Regions from separate parts of the Homo sapiens genome. Here all the other regions are linked to region 1. The links are chromatin contacts, found by Hi-C in ENCODE. All regions are on one chromosome and are shown on one strand. Each heading gives the region's core, a stretch centred on a gene start or an enhancer-like site at or near the end of the contact. The rest is flanking DNA. Distances are from core to core; before and after follow the strand shown.

Region 1 (3,529 bases), core at 1-2,500:
GCCTGGGTGACAGAGTGAGACTGTCAAAAAAAAAAAAAAAAAAAAAGAAGGAAGGAAGGAAAGAAAGAAAGAAAGATAGATGATCATGATCACCCTAAGGGAAACCTGATGTTTAACTGTAAATTTTCTCCATTGGGAACAATAATTAAGCCTATCTGGGCATATTAGGAAGATGTGTGATTACTTCTTGTTTCTGGTTTGGTGGACAGAACGATGGTATGCTTGGAATCACTGCAACCCAGAAAGATATTAATTTTAAAGCCTACTGAATGCCAGGCTCATAAAGACAACGTCCTACAATTTGGTTGGGGGTCGGGGAGAGAACTCAAACACAGAAGGAGTCTAAACATGACAAATTCTATCAACTGGCTCAATTTATCTAAAATTAGCTGTGTAACTAATTTTCCTTGGGAAAGTTTCACTGCAGAGATAAAGGACATTTGAGCTGAGCCCTGAAGGATGCGTGGGAGTTTTTCCAGTTAATAAGGGGAGGATTAAAGATATTCCAAACAGAAGGCCTTGGAAATCACTCCTTTGCGTGGGTTTCCCGCGTTGCAAAGCAGCAGAGACACCTGGAAGTGAGATGGCATCTGAGAGAGAGATCTGGAATAAATCCCAGCCCTTTGTGAGCTGTAAGGCTTTAAAGCAAGGCGACACAATAGGGATCGCTGTAAGGATGAAAAAATGCGACCGTCGTGAACTGCCAAGCAGATGCTTAGTATAATAGATGCTCAATAAACGCTGGCTCGTTCCCCTTCTCTCCAGGAAGCTCTTCCGGGAAGAGCTTCGCAGTTCCGGCCCCTCCAATGGGCCCGCGTGTGCAGAGGCCCTTATTACCTGGCTGTCCTGTCTTGCCATAAATGAAGCCCTTCTTATTGAATAAGGTAAAACGCGGGCATTGGACTGCGGAGGAAATAAAACACTGACTTTTAGTTAGAAGAGGAGCAGGGTTCAGAGTCGGGCAGGGCAGGGCGAGGCGAAGGAGGCAGGACCGGGAAGCTCGGGCAGAGGGAGAGGCCTGGGGACCGGGTGGAGGGAGCCCCACCTCCTGTGAGGCACCAGAGCACCGCGGAGAGTAGGACGCACGTTCGCATCATCGCTCAGGGGCTGGCGTCGCAGGAGGCGTCGAGGGACAGACTCCCTCCTACCTCAGCCCTGGCCCAACACCTCCCCACCTCCTCCACAGTGCGGAGCAGAACGCCGGGGTCGCCTCCCCTACCCGTCCGTCGCAACGGCGGGAGCGGACGCGCAGGAGAACGCGTGCGTGCTTCGATTCTCGCGCGCGGGGGCGGGGCGACGGCGCTGCAGGCGATCGCCAGATCCTCTGGCGCCCACGCGGCAGCAGGCATGCGAACTTTTCGCGCCTCGCGTCCGGCGCCATTTTCCCGCGCTCCTGGCCCCTTGCTCTCTGAGCGGAGCGGAAGGCAGGAAGAGAATAAAGGAAAAGAAGCCACGGTGTCGCGTTCCGGGGATTCCCCAGTCTAGGGGCCGAAGGGATCAAGGAGAGAACACCGCGAGGTCCCAAGGACCGTGGTGGGGTAGGGCGGCTAGGGGATGCGATGAGGAATCCCCTAGGAAGGGGACCTGAGGAAGGCAGAGACTTGTGACAATTTCCTCCTCACGTGAAGCAGAAAGGCCCGCGTGGGGATTTCCTACGCCTCTCTTCTCATGAACGCTGAAACTGGGTGTCGAATCTCTTTCAAACTGACACGCGATTTTTACCTAATTGCATTCTTTACCAGCAAGACCAAGACCCAGAAGAGCCACTACTGAGCCAAGAAGGCGCTTCCGGGCCTTCCCACTCTAGAGGAACGTTGAATCTTCATTTTCACTTCAAGTATGAGGCGATGTGAGAGACCTCCCCCAGTGCAAACGTATCTAGGTTGATGAAGTGACCTTGCTTTAAAAATGGGCCCAATTGTAAGGCCCATTGGCCTTTTCTGTAGGGATGGAGCCCGATTGGCCTTTTCTGTAGGGATGGATGACTAGTCAAGATCGGGGAGCTCCAAAGGGGATCATGCCCGCGTCTTTGATGGTTCCTTCTTGGCTACTAGTTTGGTGGCCCGAAAGGCCCTGTGTGTTGTCTGTTTCTTAGCAGCGGGACACCACTCTCAGTAGTGGTTTTGAGTAGGCTGGTTAGTAGAGAGAGCCCAAGGTTCAGACAGGGTGCAGAATGGTTATTTTGGGTGAGATCAAGAGTTTTCGGTTTTATTTCCTTTGAGCCGAGTCAGTACTTGGACTCTCTCATATGGTCCAGGAGCAAACTTTGTCAGTAATTTCATTTTTAGTCACTGTTAATTTTACCTATATAGCATAAGCCATGAAATGTGACTCAGTGAGTCAGATCCACCCATTTTCAGTTACCATGTCTGGATACATGGTCTGGTCTCAACTGTTCTCTTCTTAAGGTGATGATAATGAAGACAGATTTAGGCATTATCTTTGATTCCCTACAAGTTCTTCATTCCAGTTTTAGTCAAAGTACATTATATATCCACAGTGTGTTTTATTGACTTTTTGGTTACTGTAAGTAATTGATAGTTGTAAATCCTGTGTGATAAACTAAATCCTATGAGAGGAGACTTAACCAAATGAGTAATAGTTGTCAAAAGTACCCATCCACTCTTTTTATATAAACTTTTTATTTTAGAAGAGTTTTAGATTTGCAGAAAATTTGCAAAAACAGTACAGAGAGTTTTTACATACTCCCTCCCGATTTTCCCTATTATTGACATCTTACATTGGTATGGTACATTTCTTACAATTAATGAACGGATATTGATATATTACTATTAACTGAAGTCCAAACTTTATTCAGATTTCCTTAGTTTTTTACTCAATGTCCTCCCTACCTCGTTTGTTTTTTTGCTCCAGGATCTCATGCGGGATCCCACATTACCTATAGTCATCGTATCTCCTTAGATTCCCCTTGGCTGTGTCAGACTTTTCTTGTGTTTGAAGGTCTTGACCTGGCTTTAATTGGTGAGGTATTTTGTAGAATGCCTCTCTACTGGAATTTGGTGTCTTTCTCCATATTAGACTAGAATTATGGATTCTTAGGAGGAAGATTACAGAGATAAAATGACATTCTCATCACATCATATCAAGGGGACATACTATCAACATGCCTTATCACTTGATGTTAACCTTGGTCTGCTGGCTGAGGTACTGTTTGTCAGGTTTCTCCACTGTCAACTTATTCCCCTGCTTTCATACTATACTCTTCGGAAGGAAGTCACTTTGTGCACCCACACTTAAAGAGTGGGGATTTATGCTGCATCTCCTTGAAGGTGGAGTAGCTACATAAGTTATTTTACCAATTCACTTTTAATCCCCTTAGGTATCACTCTCGGGAGTCCGAAATACTCAGTATTGAACTATTTACAGAGTACTAACACGTTCCACTGTCAAATATACAGAAGAACATTGTAATGGAAAATCATAAAGTTTCCTTACAACTTTTTTTTTTTTTTTTTGAGACGAAGTCTCACTCTGTTGCCCAGGCTGGAGTTCAGTGGCAAGATCTCGG
Region 2 (3,529 bases), core at 348-2,847, 730 kb before region 1:
CTAAAAATGACCTCTGCCCCATTTTGAACTCACATCACAGCCTGGCTCTGTCTCTTATTTACTGCCCTTGAAGGGAAGATCCCTATTTGATTCAATCCACAGCATCTCATTAGAATTCAAATGATGAGTGAGGATTTAAACAATTCTTGTGAGAGAGGGTGGGGGGAAAGAAAGAACTTAGAAACAATGATGTTATTGGCAGATTGGCAGAAATAGGCAACTACAGCCAGCTACCAAAACAAGAACAGTAGCAGACTGAGTAGATTGGAGCTTGGATCCAACTTGCAAGTTCAAGGGAAGGGGACATTCAACACAGACTTGCTGCTACTCAAGGTGTGGTCCATGGACATCGCCTGGGAGCTTGTTGGAAATGTGGAATCTCAGACTCTATGCTAGACTTTCTGAATTCCACTCGAATTTTTACAAGACTCCTGTGCACTCTAAATTTTGATAAGCATTAGGCAGACTAATGGTTCTTTTTTTGTTTTGTTTTGTTTTTTGAGACGGGGTCTCACTCTGTCACCCAGGCTGGAGTGCAGTGGCACGGTCTCCGCTCACTGCAACCTCTGCTTCCTGGGTTCAAGTGATTCTCGTGCACAGGCATATGCCACCAAACCCGGCTAATTTTAGTATTTTTAGTAGAGACAGGGTTTCACCATGTTGGCCAGGCTGGTCTCGAACTGACCTCAGATGATCCGCCCGCCTCAGCCTCCCAAAATGCTGGGATTACAGGCGTGAGCCACCACACCTGGCCTGGGATCATCTGAAGAGCTTTTAAAAATGCTGATGCCCAGGGTGTATCCCAGAACAACTGGCATCATGTTGATTTTTGTAGCTCACCAGGTGATTCCAATATTCAGCCAGGGTTGAAAGCCATTCATCTAGACCAACCCTCCAATTTGCAGGTCAAGAAACTAAAGTCCAAAGGGGTAAACTGACCTGCCCAAGGTCACACAGCAAGGGAGTGATAGTGCCTGGGACCTGAGCTCCAGTGCTCCACCCCCAGGGCTCTCTTCACTGGACTTCACTGCAAAATGGGGCAAGGTGGAGCGGAGCACCAGCGTTTCCCTTCTGGCTTGGCTTCTTCACTGTTGGGTCCTCAGCTCAGATCCCAAAGAAGGAGCTTCCTAGATGCAGGTGGCCTTACGCCTTTGAATTCCCAGGTGGACTATGGCCATAGAGGCCTCACGCTCTCAGGCAGTAGGTGCCAGAAGCCTGGGGCCAGGTGGGACTCTGCTTCCTGACCGGTGGCCAGTCTCTAGGCTGGAACAGCCTCACACTCTCACCCAGCCAGCATGGGCCTGCCATTCTCACCCGCCCCCCACCATCTTCCCAGAGAGACGGAGCCCTCAGGGACTGTCCCACCACAATTCTCAGAACTCAGGTGAAGTTTCTGACCCCCCACAGCCGCAGCTCCCGACTCCTCTGAGAACTGCTGGGACAGGCCTGTTCTCAATCAGCAACCGCGACTGTCTTGAAACCATCAGAGGCTCCCTCATGACTTGTTTTCGCTCTCTTGTCAGGGTTTTGGGGGTGTGTGTGTCTCAAACCTCTGATTGTCTCTGCTTTGTGACTTTTTCTGGTGTGTTTTTGAAGTGGCTTTTTGTTATTCTGCCTCCACTCGCTCATCTTTCTCGGCAGCCGTGGAAAACACTCTCGGCCTGTTCTGCTCTCCACCGAGCACTTGGATCCCTTGTAAACAGCTTGCCTGGTGGCCTGGACCAGGCTGAACAGATAGGAAGGGCCTGGGCCTGTCAAGCCTTTGAAAATAAACATGCTGCACTGAGCTTCACCATGCTCAGGGAGGAGGATGGGGTAGACACGAGAAAGCAGAAAGAACTTTCTAGGCACAAGATTACTCTCCTGACGGCCGAGTGAGGTCTTTTCCACCGCCCTAAAACAGGCAAGAACAGAGGCCTGCCCCTTCCCTGAGCCTCAGGCCTGCTAGAAGGAGGGCACCCACCTGCAAAAGCCTTTCCTGAAAAAAAAAGAAAAAAATTTTTTTGAAACAGAATCTCACTTGGTTGCCCAGGCTGAAGCGCAAGCGGCATGATCATGGTTCACTACGGCCCTGACCTCCCCAGCTCAAGCGATCCTCTCACCCTAGCCTACCAAGTAGCTGGGACTACAGGTGCGTGCCACCATGCCTGACTAATTTTTTTTTTTTTTTGTAGAGATAGGGGTCTCACCATGTTGCTCAGGCTGGTCTCAAATGCCTGTGCTCAAGCAACCCTCCTGCCTCAGCCTCCCAAAGTGATGGGACTGCAGGCATGAGCCACCATGCCCAGCCCTCTCCTGAAATGTGAGAGGTAGATCTTAACTTGCACTGCCCAATATAGTGCCACTAACCACACATGTGACTACTGAGTGCTTAAAATGTGGCTACTTTGCGAGCATGGTGGCGGGTGCCTGTAGTCCCAGCTACTTGGGAGGCTGAGGCAGGAGAATTGTTTGAACCCGGGAGACAGAGGTTGCAGTGAGCCAAGATCGCACCATTGCACTCCAGCCTGAGTGACAGAGTGACACTCTGTCTCAAGAAAAAAAAAAGAAAAAAAAGAAAGAAAAAAGTGGCTACTTTGACTAAGGAACTGAATTTTTTATTTAGTGTTGCATAATTTAAATAGCCACGTGTGGCTAGTGGCTACTGTTAGACAGCACAACTCAAAAGCAGGGTTCTCAAACTAGGCTGCATATTAGAATCACCTGGGAGCTTTAAACCACTCTGACGCCTGCAGCCATCCCTGGTGACTTTGATTTATTGCCACTGGGTATGGGCAGAGCCAGAGTTCTGAAAGCCCCACGTGTGATTCTCACGCACAGCCAGTTTTGCAAAACTCTGGCCCAAAGGACTTCCCACAGCTTTTCCACCTCTGACATCCTACACGTTGATCTGGTCTCTACAGTTTTCAGAATTTAAGGAGCAAGGAATTTACTTAGAGAATCAACTCAAGATGCTGGAAAATGTTTTTCTATGTTCTAAATGTAATGCATGTTCGTTGTAACACATGGGAGAAAATTGAGAAAACTCAGAGAAATGAACAGAAGAAAGTCAAAATCCCCTAAAATCCCACCACCTAGAGAAAAAGGGTTGAAACACTTAGACGTATATCCTTCAAGGCATTTTTCCATGGATAGAGCCTTATTTTCCTTCAAAATTGAAATCCTACTATGCTTCCTATTTTGTAATGTTTTTGTCACTTTACTTATTTGATTAACAAATATATCATCAATTGTAATGGCTACATGACATTCTATTGCATATAAACCACTATTTATCCAAATTCATATTAATATTGGCCCCATTTTTGCTATAATTTTTAAAAACATTGCTATGAAAAAATACAATGTCTTTATGAAAAGCCATTCACTAACTCCTTAGGAGAAAAGAAAAAAAAAAGAATTCAGTCAAAAGGCATAGAAAATTCTAAGACTTCTCCTAAATGTTTACCAAATGACTCTCCAGAAAAGTTGAACCAGTTCACATTCCCATCAACAGAGCATGAAAGCACCTATATTTATATGCATGTTG
Region 3 (3,529 bases), core at 1,030-3,529, 710 kb before region 1:
CATGCCATGCTCATGGATAGGTAGACTCAATATTGTGAAAATGACCACACTGCCAAAAGCAATCTACAAATTCAATGTAATCCCCATCAAAATACTGCCACCATTCTTCACAGAGTTAGAAAAAACAATTCTAAAATTCATATGGAACCAAAAAAGAGCCCACATAGCCAAAGCAAGGCTAAGCAAAAAGAACAAATCTGGAGGCATCACACTACCTGATTTCAAACTATATTATAAGGCCATAGTCACCAAAACAGCATGGTACTGGTATAAAAATAGGCACATAGACCAATGGAACAGAATAGAGAACCCAGAAATAAACCCAAATACTTACAGCCAACTGGTCTTCAACAAAGCAAACAAAAACATAAAGTGGGGAAAGGACACCCTTTTCAACAAATGGTGCTGGGATAATTGGCTAGCCACATGTAGGAGAATGAAATTGGATCCTCATCTCTCACCTTATACAAAAATCAACTCAAGATGGATTAAGGACTTAAACCTAAGACCTGAAACTGTAAAAGTCCTAGAAGATAACATTGGAAAAACTATTTTAGACATTGGCTTAGGCAAGGATTTCATGACCAAAACCCCAAAAGCAATTGCAATAAAAACAAAGATAAATAGCTGGGACCTAATTAAACTAAAGAGCTTTTGCATGGCAAAAGGAACAGTCAGCAGAGTAAACAGGTAACCCACAGAGTGGGAGAAAATCTTCACAATCTATACATCTGACAAAGGACTAATATCCAGAATCTACAACAAACTCAAATCAGTAAGAAAAAAACAAACAATCCCATCAAAAAGTGGGCTAAGGACATGAATAGACAATTCTCAAAAGAAGATATACAAATGGCCAACAAACATGAAAAAATGCTCAACATCACTAATGATCAGGGAAATTCAAATCAAAACCACAATGCGATACCACCTTACTCCTGCAAGAATGGCCATAATCAAAGAATCAAAAAACAGTAGATGTTGACAGAGATGCAGTGATCAGGGAACACTTCTATACTGCTGGTAGGAATGTAAACTAGTACGCCACTAAGGAAAACAGTGTGGAGATTCCTTAAAGAACTAAAAGTAGAACTACCATTTGATCCAGCAATCCCACTACTGGGTATACCCAGAGGAAAAGAAGTCATTATTCGAAAAAGATACTTGCACACACATGTTTATAGCAGCACAATTCACAGTTGCAAAATCATGGAACCAATCCAAATGCCCATCAATCAACGAGTGGATAAAGAAACTGTAGTATATATATGTATAATGGAATAGTATTCCATCTGATTAGTCTCAGCCATAAAGAGATGAATTAACAGCATTTGCAATGACCTGGATGAGATTGGAGACTATTATTCTAGGTGAAGTAACTCAGGAATGGAAAACCAAACATTGTATGTTCTCACTGACATGTGGGAGCTAAGCTATGAGGACGCAAAGGCATAAGAATGATACAATGGACTTCGGGGACTTGGGGAGAAGAGCAGGAAGGGGCAAGGGATAAAAGACAACAAATATGGTGCAGTGTATACTGCTCGGGTGATGGGTGCACCAGGATCTCACAAATCACCACTAAATAACTTACTCATGTAACCAAATATCACCTGTACCCCAATAACGTATGGAAAATTTTTTAAAAAGAATAAAAAATAAATTTTAAAAATGTACAATTTCGGTTGTGAATGTGCAGGGTTGGCCCAGCAATGGGCAGGCTGGAGGTGGGGAGTGGGCATCTTGGATGTCTAATTTATCACTCGCCATGAGACCAGCCTCAACATTTCCCACCCCTGCTTTCACCACAGAGGTTATTTCAGTCCAAGTTTCCTGTCGCCCTTGCCACCTTGCCAAGATAAAGGTCACCACCGGGTCTCACTGGGGAACAAAAGGAGGGATTCTGGGCAGCCCTCAGTCATGCACAAAAGCTCTGGGCTTAGAGCTCTTGGGGACAGTAGGACAGCAGGGCCAGCCCCACCCTCTCTGGTTGGCTGAAACTAGAATGGCGTGAGGTTTGGCTGAGCAATTCTGGAAGAATAACTGCTCCCTTCCTTTCCCTTTCACCTTTCCTCAGACCCCCGTCCTCACTCACCCCCACTTCTCCCCTCAGAGAGCTTTTGGCAACACGAAAAACACAGACACATAGACCCCTCCCTCTTAATGCCCAACAATGAACCCATGCAGCAAAACAGGAAGCATCTTCCTGTCAAGGCAAACCCATTGTTCTCTCTGTGCACACGTCCTGACAAGTCAGGAAACCGCCGCCGGGCCATGGCAACAGGTGTCAGGGTGACCTGAGGCTTCCCGCTAGCCTGTGCCAAGCCCTCCTTCCCTTTTCATGTAAGTGCCACACGCTAACCAATTGCACCACTGAGAGCTCCTCTCCTTCCCTTTTCTTCATCCTGGTGAGCCATCCTCTTCCTCCCTGCAGCCTCACAACTTATTTTCCTCACACCTGTTGGCCCTTTCCCTCTTGGTTGTCCAAGGTCCGAGTAAGACCTTAAAAGGCCCTGAACCCTATAAAGATTGCAGTCTCTCTCCAAATATAATTCCTAATACTCACCAGACAACACAAAATGTACATGTGTGCTGAAATTAAAAGAGCATCTTTTTAGATTTTCTGATTACTGAACTCTTCTCAACTTTGGGATGTCTTCATCTGGCTGGGGCCCTGTGTCCATACCAAATCTGCCTGTTGGGTTACCCCACACTGGTGGAGGCTCATTTTCGTTGGCTTCACATGGGAACAGATTATTCCCAAGTGAGATAAAACAGGGGCAAGAGGTGGGGGCAGGAGTGAGAGGTGTGATCTTGGACTTTGCCCACTAAATGACAAGTCCAGAGGGACAGGAAGCCATTGGACACTCTGGGTAGAGCCAGGACACTGCTACTATGACCATGGACTCCATATGCAAGAAAGGCAGGACTGAGTTTCTGAGCTTCTGCAGACCTGGCTCCCTCCAGGGGACTCTGGGTCTGGCTCCTCTGTCGATTCTCTCCAGATCAGAGGCCTCCTCTAGGGGTCTCAAGACTTGTCCTGTTCTTTTTCATAATAACAGGGGCTGGAGTTTCTGGTAAGCTAAGCTTTTCTTTATCCTCTGGGTAACCAAGTCATCAGTGAGGTGGTTGGACTGAATGACTATAAAGGTTACTTGTAGGTCCTTCTCCCTGCTCATTCTCAGAAACCTTCGTAAAACAGGATGGGATGTAAAGACCTGTCTGAGGGTGTCTTTCCCAGGAAGAGAGGGGGCAGCCGTGGTCTGAGCTCTTCCGACCATGCCCAACATCAGTAAAGGCAGCCTGGCATAGTGGGAAAAGCCCCTTAGCTTAGAGTCAAATATCAAGTCACTTTCCTTTCAAGTCTCAGCTTCCTCAATCATAGAATGGAAACCTGCCACACAGGGCAGCCCGAGGGCTAAATGAGATGAGGTATAAGGATGTGCTTGGAGATGTGGATGCCCATGCTATTTTCCATTGCTTGTCAAGCTCCTCAAGGCCCAGGACTAGGTTGATGGGCCTTCAAGCC

The links. A loop is a pair of places that touch in the nucleus more often than their neighbours do. Pooled maps may share reads with other maps.
Region 2: a loop to region 1 is called in a map with no recorded cell type, with 16 times the contacts of the local background. The contact joins the enhancer-like site here to the promoter of ZPBP2 in region 1. A Hi-C loop is called at or near these places in 3 of 37 single-sample maps with no recorded cell type and 5 of 50 pooled maps.
Region 3: a loop to region 1 is called in a map with no recorded cell type, with 13 times the contacts of the local background. The contact joins the enhancer-like site here to the promoter of ZPBP2 in region 1. A Hi-C loop is called at or near these places in 3 of 37 single-sample maps with no recorded cell type and 5 of 50 pooled maps.

Annotation. Positions count from the first base shown.
Region 1 is chr17:39,865,923-39,869,451 of GRCh38, reverse strand. ZPBP2 (zona pellucida binding protein 2) reads right to left here and starts at 1,250. Exons shown (of 8, transcript NM_199321.3): 1 at 1,046-1,250; 2 at 838-903. The coding sequence starts at 1,097. RefSeq lists enhancers at 1,891-1,970, 2,211-2,430 and a silencer at 1,981-2,196.
Region 2 is chr17:40,601,004-40,604,532 of GRCh38, reverse strand. No RefSeq gene overlaps it. Among named protein-coding and RNA genes, the nearest start is that of CCR7, 37 kb to the right of the region's middle. RefSeq lists an enhancer at 1,537-1,796. Within about 2 kb of position 1,597, at least 5 of the 41 ENCODE cell types and tissues checked have a DNase peak (open chromatin) inside an H3K27ac peak, as active enhancers do.
Region 3 is chr17:40,581,206-40,584,734 of GRCh38, reverse strand. No RefSeq gene overlaps it. Among named protein-coding and RNA genes, the nearest start is that of CCR7, 17 kb to the right of the region's middle. RefSeq lists a silencer at 2,198-2,343 and enhancers at 2,102-2,351, 2,372-2,511. Within about 2 kb of position 2,279, at least 11 of the 41 ENCODE cell types and tissues checked have a DNase peak (open chromatin) inside an H3K27ac peak, as active enhancers do.